2 separate regions of the Mus musculus genome follow, and region 1 is linked to region 2. A link is a loop called in an ENCODE intact Hi-C map of the cell type or tissue named here. Cell type or tissue: gastrocnemius. All regions are shown on one strand. Each heading gives the region's core, and the rest is flanking DNA. Links, peaks and the distances in the headings are about the cores only. Region 1 overlaps Hlcs (holocarboxylase synthetase (biotin- [propriony-Coenzyme A-carboxylase (ATP-hydrolysing)] ligase)). Region 2 overlaps Hlcs (holocarboxylase synthetase (biotin- [propriony-Coenzyme A-carboxylase (ATP-hydrolysing)] ligase)).

What was found. Hi-C counts contacts between places; a loop is a spot of excess contacts. Peaks named below come from ENCODE experiments on the same cell type or tissue, not always from the same donor. Only the 100,000 strongest peaks of a DNase experiment are listed, where the experiment ranks them.
Region 1: a loop joins it to region 2, with 2.0 times the contacts of the local background. A loop is called at or near these places in 3 of 42 quality-filtered maps.

Annotation. Positions count from the first base shown.
Region 1 is chr16:94,194,377-94,199,754 of GRCm38, reverse strand. The region is part of intron 6 of Hlcs (holocarboxylase synthetase (biotin- [propriony-Coenzyme A-carboxylase (ATP-hydrolysing)] ligase)); the gene reads left to right. Among named protein-coding and RNA genes, the nearest start is that of Hlcs, 93 kb to the left of the region's middle. In gastrocnemius, for the core only: no CTCF peak of the experiment used is centred there; no DNase peak of the experiment used is centred there; H3K27ac peaks cover 600 bases.
Region 2 is chr16:94,241,454-94,246,831 of GRCm38, reverse strand. All of the region lies in intron 5 of Hlcs (holocarboxylase synthetase (biotin- [propriony-Coenzyme A-carboxylase (ATP-hydrolysing)] ligase)), which reads left to right. It also overlaps the pseudogene Gm6363. Among named protein-coding and RNA genes, the nearest start is that of Hlcs, 46 kb to the left of the region's middle. In gastrocnemius, for the core only: a CTCF peak has its summit at 2,746 (motif pointing right); a DNase peak (open chromatin) is centred at 977; H3K4me3 peaks cover 568 bases; H3K27ac peaks cover 364 bases.

The DNA of each region.
Region 1 (5,378 bases), core at 261-5,260, 47 kb after region 2:
GCCTCTCCATACATATGTTCCTGGTTGCCTGCGGTTCTCTAAGTGGGGTTTATCCCGCCACAAGCACACCTGGGACAGGTAACAGACGACTTTAGTTCAGTACTTTCTGGGTCATTGTTAGAATAACATCACTTAAATGAAATTTATTCATAGTACTGTTGTATCAATACATCCCTTATTATTTTAGGATTGGATTTCCATGAATAACAAGAATGTTGGTGTTGTCTTCAGTGGGGTTTCATTATTGCAGTTCTAGAATGGACGTTTTCTTCAAAATCTCCATTTTCTCCTTCATTAACTAAGGAGCAAATTAGACGTGCATTTAGCCTGTGTCTGCCTAATGTTATTTTTAGAAGCCTTCTCACCTCTTTCCCCCTCCTTTGGGGTTTCTGGGTTTTTTTTCCTCAGCTCTGCTTTGCTCTCCCAATCACCGCAATTAAAATAAGCACCGTCCAGAAGTGGGGAGGAAAAGTGGAGGGGAGGAGGAAGAGGAGAGGGATTGCAGAGATCTCTCAAACAATACAGAGAGATGTATCCATAGGAAACCAAGCCAGGACAACAGCACCGTCAGCCAGTGTGGAAGATTGTTTACTCATAGGAAGGAAAGCTCCTTAAAGGTTAAAGATCCAAGCAAAGCCAGAGAGGCCTACGCGCCTGGCCTGATGATACAGCTGTGTGTCAGCTCCCGCCACCAATGTTCCGTTGATCAGTGGAGGAGAACGTATGGGGAATGCTGCCATCGAAGGGTTAATGTTTCTATTGTGGGTCCAGGAATTGAGCGCTTTCTCAAGAACATCAGGCGCCCAGTACAAATGTGGGAAAGATCTAGATGTCATTATTAATAAAAATAGAAATAACACATTTTTTTTGCATGCTAAATTAGTAGGGATTAAAGTTCCTCGGGGGTTGGAGGGATGGCTCAGCAGGCAAAGCTCTTGCTATATCAGCGTGAGGACTTAAGTTCAGATCTCAGACATCCACACGGGTGAGTGTGCAATCCGTGCTCTACCCCACACAAGTTATTTGGGCAGCAGCACCAGGCTAAGGATGCTCTTGTACTTGTGGATTTAATATAGCCTCCTTGGCTACCTTGTGCGTTAAATACCTCCATTGTGTGTACTCTTGAACGCTACAACCCAGTTCTTAGGAATTTAACCCGAGGACAATGGGGTGACGTGTATGTGTGTGGCTGTTTGTTGATCCATGATTTATAATACAGGAAACACCACCCATGTCCAGTATATATATTTTATACATAGCTAATTATACATTCTATACATCTATTACATAGCTCTAACAGATCGTAAAACACATCCAAAAATAATACATATAGCATTACCCATTTTTTTATAATTAAAAAGTTTATGTTTGCATCTAAATAAGATCAAAATTTACCAGGCTTTCTCCTGGGCTGGGAGGACAGGAGACCTCTTCTTTTTATCATTTCATACCATGCAGTGTGAGTGTTCCAACTCCCACTATTTATAAAATCGGTTTAAGCTGAATGCCTTGGGCCAGCCAGCCAACTGACTTAGATTTTTGTGTTTCTGAAAAGGCTACAAACCTTGTGAGAGCTGTACTTGGAATGGCTCTTTGCAATTCTCCCTGCTTGCTAGAGGGATGCCAGCATTGTTGGACCAATCAGGCCCAAGGTCCGGGTTATTGACAGGGTTGTCGCAGCAGAACTACATGTGGCTGAGCTGTTTGCTCTCAGGTTTAGCAGTTATTTAGACAGGGGACTCTTTATTTGAGCTCAGGCCAGAGGGGCTGAGTCTCAAGGTTGAAGAGTAAAAAGAAGGCATAAGGCAAAAAATTCTTTTTCTGTGTAGATTCCTAGGGGCTGTATTGTCTTCCCTTCACCGCTGTGTCACAGTTAGGACCAAGTCTTCCATTCCGCTGCCACTGTTAGGACCAGCCGCATGCTTTCATCAGCTACATTGCTTGCTTAACCAAAACCAAAGTAGGTAATAGTATATAGGAACAACATCCCCGAGTCTAGATGGACTTCCCCTTGGACAGACCTCTCCCTGGACAGACCTCTCCTTGGACAGACCTCCCTCTGGACAGACCTCTCCCTGGACAGACCTCTCCTTGGACAGACCTCCCTCTGGACAGACCTCTCCCTGGAAAGACCTCCCTCTGGAAAGACCTTCCCCTGGACAGACCTTCCCCTGGACAGACCTTTCTCTGGACAGAGTTCCTCCCATACAGATCTTTCTCTGGACAGACCTCCCTCTCGACATACGTTCCCCTGGACAGACATCCCTCTGGACAGACCTTCCCCTGGACAGAATTTCCCCTGGACAGACCTCCCTCCAGACATACTTTTCCCTGGACAGACATCCCTCTGGACAGACCTTCCCCTGGACAGAACTTCCCCTGGACAGGCCTCCTTCCGGACAGACTTTCCCCTGGACAGACCTCCCCTTTGGACAGACTTTCCCTAGAAGTAAGTAGAAGCAACATTCATGAGAACCAGCTGCCATGATTGGTGCCACAAGTCCAGCCCCTGGGGCAGTGTCTTGATGACCCCAGAAGAGGACAGAGGAACCTAGCATTTATTGTCCAATGTATTGAGTTTTAGAGCTCTAGAAGGTGGTAGAACCCATTTTACAGATGAGCAAAAAGGCTCTACGGCCACTTGACCAGGAGATGCATAACTTGAATCCAAGTCTGGCCAACGATCCTTTCCCCTTCTCCATAAAGAGAGGCATTTAGAGGTCTGGGCTACCAAAACCAATGCGAGATAATACCTCAGTAGCCACCATTCTGAATTCAAAGGGGAAGGTATACACTATGCCTGTTCCTTACAAACACCCCTACCAACTGCTGCCACTTCACCAAAGATGACCCTGCCATGCCATGGACACCTCGTCCTCTCTACCAACTGTCTGTTCAGGTTTACCAGGAATGTGTTTTTGTTTGTTTGTTTGTTTGTTTGTTTGTGAGACAGGATTTCTCTGTATAGCCCTGGCTGTCCTGGAACTCACTCTGTAGACCAGGCTGGCTTCGAACTCAGAAATCCGCCTGCCTCTGCCTCCCAAGTGCTGGGCTTAAATGCGTGTGCCACCACCACCGGGTCCTGGATCGTGTTGTTTAAACAGTCTTGGTCTTTACAACATTGACTAAGAGTGTTCTGGAAGGTTCTAGGTTTATCTTGAAGACACTAAGAGAGAAGCAGGAATGTTCCAAGGGATGTCTGAGCATCGTGGGGTTGTGTCACTGCGCTGACTCTCCTGATTCTGATAAAAGATGTCTCTCATCATTCCTTGCCTCCCTGGTGTCCCTCACACAGACCCCCCTGGAAGGGAGTGGAGAGGTAGCTTTGGAGTGTAAGGGAGAAAACACAGGCTCTGGGCACATTTATGACTGTGAACTCAAAGTTTGCTGCCGTTTTTTTGCTTTGTTTTGTTTAAAAAATGTCACCATTGAAATGGATAAAAGTTATTATTAAGCTCATTTCCTGTGTTAATTTTTTTTTTCCTTTTTTCGCATGTGGTCATAGGAAATACCCGGAGAAAGAGTCAAGCCTATCTAAGCTTGGAAAGAAATCCACAGTGGTGGGTTTGCACATCGGCCTTAATTGGCCCAATTGACCTTCCCTGCTGTATTTACAATTGCCTCAAAATTGTAAACAGATGTTGGAGCCCTGCTTTAATGGCCTCCCACATCTGCTTCGCCAGCATGCTGCCCACCAAAGCAGCTGTAATTAGGGAGCACCTAGTGACTACCTCCTTCCTTATGGGCCCAATCGATTGGGTTTCTCTCTGCAGGATTTAAGTCCACTCTCATTCTTGCTTTTATTTGAATATGTCTTGCATCATGTTTTCTTAGGCAGAGAGGTCTGTCAGCCAAGTAGAGAAAGAAAAAGAAAAATACCCATGCTAAATATTCTCCAGACATGATAAAGACTTTCTGCGCACAGAGGCCAAGCCTTGGGAATGGGCTTTGCTCTTTCCTGCTGCATAGTGTGCTCTGCAAACCAGTGAGAGATACTGAAATCTTTAAAAGGGTGGGAGGATGATTTATTTTTTAGTTAATAGGATTCAGTTTTGAGGAGGGTTTTTTTTTTTTTTTAAACTTTAAATCGTATGTCTCTGTATGTGGATGTGTCCATGTGAGAGCAGGTTCCTTCAGTAAGTCAGAGGCATCAGATTCCCTGGAACTGCAGTTACAGGCCAACTGTGAGCTTCCTGATATGTGTGCTGGGAACCAAACTTGGGTTTTCTGCAGGAGCAGTACATGCCCTTAACCACGAGCGAGGAGCGCCAGCTCTTAAAGGCACGATCCCATTGCCCTTAGAGGAGTGTTACATTGACAGGATGTATGGTGCTTGCATGGGTCCCTGCCTATTCCCTCTGAATTGTCCTGTGTCTCTCCACCCTACTGTGTTTCTCTGTTACAAGTAACTCTTACTGCTCTTACTGCTGTGGGGCTCTTACGGTTTATGAGTCTCTGTTGATACATTGTTTCTAAGTTCATCATTATATATGTTTATGAGCCTCTGTTGATACATTGTTTCTAAGTTCATCATTATTTACATTACTGTCGGTTCCCTGGGTTATACACTCTGTAGATTTTACAAAAATATACCGGCCTGTGTATCTACCCACTACATTTTCTTCTAGAATAGTTTTGCTGTCTTAGCCCTCCTGTGTGTGAAGTATCGGAGGGAGCGTGACTAGAAGACATCTGTGTTTGCCACAGATACCATCAGTGCCAGGAGGGCATTACTGATTGGCCAAATTTTTATATACAATATGTTTATTTTAAAAAATTTCAAGGGTTGGCATGATGGCTTACACCTTTAATACTGTCATCTTAAAATGTAAGTTAGTGTTATTTAAAATCGTAAAGTGGGGTATAATTTGTGATGTGTAAAATTCATCTACTCTAGTTCCTTTTTTTATCATTTCTCTATTTCTCTGTCAAAAAAAAATCAAATTCCTATTAATTTTCCTAATGAAGATTATCAATTTAGCCAGAAGCAAGTTTAGCTTAGCCTGTTGTTCTTTTCATTACCTAGGAAGATCACATCAGGAATAAATGTTAATTTAAAACATGAGATATTCTTTCTATTCCTAACTTTCCTAGTTGTTGTGACCAGTTATCTGACAAAATTCAACTTAAGGGAGCGGGAAGCGCTTAGTTGGGTTGATAGTCTGAGGGACACAGGGAGGCATGGCCACAGGAACCAGGGAGAGCGAGGTAGCTGCGCACACTGAGTCTGCAGTCAGAGTTCCGGAATGGGGCAGGAAGTGAGGTGACACTCCCCCCAGCAAAGACTCCGCTCCACAGCCTCCCAACACCGCCACTAACTGGGGAGCACATGTGCACGCACAGGAGCCTGTGGGGAACTTCACACATTCAGAGCGCAG
Region 2 (5,378 bases), core at 133-5,132:
TTCCCCAAACTGTCAGAAGTTGGTTTGTGTTGGACTCTGACAAATGGCGGGCGTTTCGCATAAGGCACGGCTAATGAAGGCCTTGGAGACTCCTGCGGATGCCGACCCAAACCCAGGAGTCCTGTGAGTGGAAGTCCACCCCTCTTGTTGTAAGGGCAGCGCCTGATTCCTGCCTAAAGCCTCCCTTTGTCTAGGAGCCCTCCCCTTCCCTGTGCTCCTAGAACTAGCCTGGTTGGCCCGGAGGAGGTGTGAGGCCCATAAAACCAGCCTCGTTAGAAATGACTTATTCATTTCTCCTGTTACTGTTTCCCCTCAAGCCCTTTGTGGTCTTCACTAGTTGGCAGGGTGGTGGGGGTCGGTGGGGGAAGGGTTGGGGGTGGTGGAGGGGTAGAAAGTAGTAAATCTAGGGCCTTTTACTACAACTGAGCCAGGCTATCACTTTACTGGACACATACTGAGTGCCTACTTCGCAGAGGCACTGGTGTGGATGGAGATGGGGAGGAGCACGCCCCTCAGATTCATCTCACAGGTGGTGTGTATAGTAGACTGTGGTGGTTTAAATGAGGTGTGTCCCCTGGTCTCACCCTTGGGGACTCAGGGTGTTTCTTCAGGGGTGTGGCTTTACTGCAGGGGTGTAGTCACCAGGGGGTGGTCTCGGAGTCGCTGCCTAACCTCACTCTCAGTTCCCTCTCTCTGTCTCGTGCCCACAGTTGAGGGCGTGAGCTCTCAGCTTCCTGTTCTGGCCACCGCTCCCACTGTTGTGCCTCCCAGCCAGGAGAAACTACCCGCTCAAATCCCACCACCTCTCAAATCCACCATTCCTTCCATAAGCCCGTCGGCTTTATCTCATTGTGTTTGGACACAACGGAAAGGTAGCTAAGAGTCGCAGAGTTCCTGTTCCAGTTTGGCCTAGGTTCTGGCAGAGAGGATCAGAGTGTGCAGAAAGGCAGATGGCAGCAGGGACAGAAGCCAGGCCTGGTCTGTGAGTACCCTCCCCAGTCAGCGCCCAGTCCTCCCTCACCCTCTGCACTGTCCGAGGGTCGGGGTCCTCCCGCGCCCACCTCTGGTGGGTTCCATTGTGAGGCTGTTCTGTGTTCCGTGTGCTCGTAGCCCCAATGAGAGGCTCTTCCCGTTTGCTCCTCCCGTCCTGTGGGCCCCGGGTGCCTCATTGCCCCTCACTCTGATTCTTTCAACTCTGCCCACACTTCCGTGAAGAGATCTTTATTGGACATTCTGAACGCACTATATCCTGCCCAAACCGGATCGCCGTGAGGCCAGGAGTAACTCTGCTACGCGATAAACTTTGTTCTGTGTGAGAGATGTCATCTGTCAGAATAGAAGCAGCAGGGAGATGGCGAATCCAAGCTTCAGATTGAAGTTCCTCGTACTGAGCTCCAAGCTGCACCCCTGTATTATCACTACCCCCAACTTGCACTTGCCAGAGTTTGCATCTGTCTGGGGCACTGTTAGCAGGCCATAATAGTCTGTGTTACTTGGACCTGAGTAAGGCGGGGGGCCATTGCTGGAGACCGTGGGGAGGAATAAGAGCAAGAATTCCGGGGCAGGTGGATTTGGTTTCATGGCATCAAGTTCCAGCTCTGCCACTTGTTGCCTGTGTGATTGTGAGGCAGGTTGGACAGGTGGGATGTTATGGTGGCGTGGGGAGGGAGAGGAGTACTCCCCTCCAGCCCCCCCCCCCCCCGGAGTCTAAAGCCCCTGGCGAGCTGAGAGCCAACATTTGCTGTGAAGAGTACCAACATAGCTGGGAGGCTGACAAGAGGGCTCAGTGGGTAAAGGGGCTTGCTGCCAAGCCTGACCAACTGTGATCCCAAAGACTCACCTAGCTGAAAGAGAATGGACTCACTCCTGTAAGCTTTTCTCTGGCCTACACACACACACACACACACACACACACACACACACACACACACAGGAGGTGACTCAGTGAGCAAGAGCGTTTGCTTTGGAAGCGTGGGGACCTGGTGGTTTGGGTCCCAAGTACTAGCAAAACCCGGGTGCAGGGGCTGTGGGTAGCTCTGTGACTAAGTGCGCTTACTACTTTTACAGAGGACCTGAGTTTGGTTCCCAGCATCTACAGGGTGGCTCACAACTGTTGAAACACTCAAACACACGAAAATAATAAAATCTTAAAACAAACACACAGACAAAACTTCTGCATGTGGCTTCACTGGCCTGTAACCCCAGCACTCTGTAGCAGAGATAAGGAGATCCTGGGGCCACCCCCAGTCAGACACAGTGAGGTCTGGGGTCAGGGAGACACCCTGCCTTGAGGGCATAAGGCCAAAGGTGCTGGAGGATACAGTAGGTCCCCTCCCCTTCCCCCATCACTTTCAAAGGCATGCACAAGAGTGTTAATTGGAAAGAGGTTTCAGGCCCCACTGTATATGGCCCCTAGCAAAGGCCCACTCCTCCCTCGGATGTTTTATAGGCAACTCACGAATAGGCTTTGCTTAAGGTGGAGAGTCTCTGACTTCTTACATCCCAGGTCTTCTAGCTTTACCTCGTGAACTGGAGTCCTGCCAGGTGCACACTGTGACTATTCTTGGACATGCCTCGCTTTCTCTCAGAACATCTTTCTAATAACTCCTTTTCTTATATGTTAAACAGGTCTCTCAGAGGTGGGGAGATGGCTCCATGCATAAAATTCCTGCTGTGCAAATTGAGGGCCTGGGCTCAAATCCCAGAGTCCATGTAATCTAGTGTTGTCTTCCTGTAGTGAGGTGAGAGGCAGACACCAGAGGGTGCTGGGAGTTTGCAGGGCCAGCCAGCCTGGTATGTGTCAAACAAGAGATCCTGTCCCAGATGGAGTAGAAGGACAAGGGGCTGTCTTCAAGCGTCTGCTGTGGCAAACGTGTGTCACAGTCACATACACAAACACACACATTTTATAATGTACATGCATATTATGTGCAAACAGGCACAAACTATTGATTTTAATAAACTTCAACTCTGCTCACTACTGACTTGTCCTGAATTTTCAGTGGCAAAGCCAAGAATCTGGTTTTACCTGGTTACCTGGAGTTAGTTCTCAGTCTCCCCCACTCCCTCTCTCCCCCCCCCTCTCTCCTTCTCCCCCCTTCCCTGCCTTCCAGAGTCTTTATATAACCCTCCCTGTCCTGGAACTCACTCTGTAGAGCAGGCTGGCTTCAAACTCACAGAGACCCACCTGCCTCTGCCTCTCTCATGGCGCTAGCACACCCTGCTGAGTGGAGCTCTCCTCTGGCTGCTTTCAGTGGGGGCACAGGACGACCACCTTGGCTTTCTTAGGCGATCTTTTCTGTCCGGTGGGAGGTCCGAGGCACACAGTGACGTCCTCTGGTTTGCATTACCTAGAGCAGTGCTTGGGAGGGCCAGGTGCTTTGGAGACGGTGGCAGTTTGAGTTACCGTTCTGTCGCTGTGATAAGACACCACGACCAGGTCCCATATTGAACTCGAGTTGGAAGAGGCGAGTCCGGTCTCAAAATGGAGGGCCATGATCCAAAGGAACCAGAGCAGCTGAGGAAGCTGTTTATTGGTGGTCTGAGCTTTGAAACCACAGATGATAGCTTAAGAGAACATTTTGAGAAATGGGGCACACTTACAGACTGTGTGGTAATGAGAGATCCCCAAACAAAACGTTCCAGAGGCTTTGGTTTTGTGACCTACTCTTGTGTTGAAGAGGTGGATGCTGCAATGTGTGCTCGGCCACACAGGGTTGATGGGCGTGTGGTGGAACCAAAGAGAGCTGTTTCTAGAGAGGATTCTGTAAAGCCTGGTGCCCATTTAACGGTGAAGAAAATTTTTGTTGGTGGTATTAAAGAGGATACGGAAGAATATAACCTGAGAGACTACTTTGAAAAGTATGGCAATATTGAAACCATAGAGGTTATGGAAGACAGGCAGAGTGGGAAAAAGAGAGGATTTGCTTTTGTAACTTTTGATGATCATGACACAGTTGATAAAATTGTTGTTCAAAAATACCACACTATTAATGGGCATAATTGTGAAGTGAAAAAGGCCCTTTCTAAACAAGAGATGCAGTCTGCTGGATCACAGAGAGGTCGTGGAGGTGGATCTGGCAACTTTATGGGTCGTGGAGGAAACTTTGGAGGTGGTGGAGGAAACTTTGGTCGTGGAGGAAACTTTGGTGGAAGAGGTGGCTATGGTGGTGGAGGTGGTGGCAGCAAGGGTAGTTATGGAGGTGGTGATGGTGGATATAATGGATTTGGAGGTGATGGTGGCAACTATGGTGGTGGTCCTGGTTACAGTAGTAGAGGAGGTTATGGAGGTGGTGGACCAGGATATGGAAACCAGGGTGGTGGATATGGTGGTGGAGGAGGAGGCTATGATGGTTACAATGAAGGAGGAAATTTTGGTGGAGGTAACTATGGTGGTGGTGGAAACTATAATGACTTTGGAAATTATAGTGGACAGCAACAATCAAATTATGGACCCATGAAGGGGGGCAGTTTTGGTGGACGAAGCTCAGGCAGTCCCTATGGTGGTGGCTATGGATCTGGAGGTGGAAGTGGTGGATATGGTAGCAGAAGGTTTTAAAATAAAGCAGAAACGGCTACAGTTCTTAGCAGGAGAGAGAGCGAGGAGTTGTCAGGAAAGCTGCAGGTTACTTTGAGACAGTCGTCCCAAATGCATTAGAGGAACTGTAAAAATCTGCCACAGAAGGAACGATGATCCATAGTCAGAAAAGTTACTGCAGCTTAAACAGGAAACCCTTCTTGTTCAGGACTGTCATAGCCACAGTTTGCAAAAAGTGCAGCTATTGATTAATGCAATGTAGTGTCAATTAGATGTACATTCCTGAGGTCTTTTATCTGTTGTAGCTTTGTCTTTTTCTTTTTCTTTTCATTACATCAGGTATATTGCCCTGTAAATTGTGGTAGTGGTACCAGGAATAAAAAATTAAGGAATTTTTAACTTTTCAATATTTGTGTAGTTCAGTTTTTGTACATTTTAGTACAGAAACTTTAACAAAATGCAGTTTCAAAGGTGTTTCCTTGTGAGTTAACACGTGAAGAAGATCATTGTTAATTACTATTTTGTATGAATTTTGCTAAAGTTAACTGTAAAGAAACACCTACTGACTTGCAATTTAAGGGGAATCTATTCTCCCCATTTCCAAAACAATGATGAATGGGCGCTGACATGTGGAGAGAATAGATAGATATTTGTATGTTTGCAATGTGTGTTTTAGATAATTAGAATTGGGAAATAAAAAATAGCATATTTGTGAATTTAAAAAAAAAAAAAAAAGACACCATGACCAAGGCAACTTACAGAAGGGAAAGTTTATTTTGGCTTATGTTCCAGGGGGTAAGAGTCCATCACTATTACTCGGGGAGGGTATGCGTGCATGGTT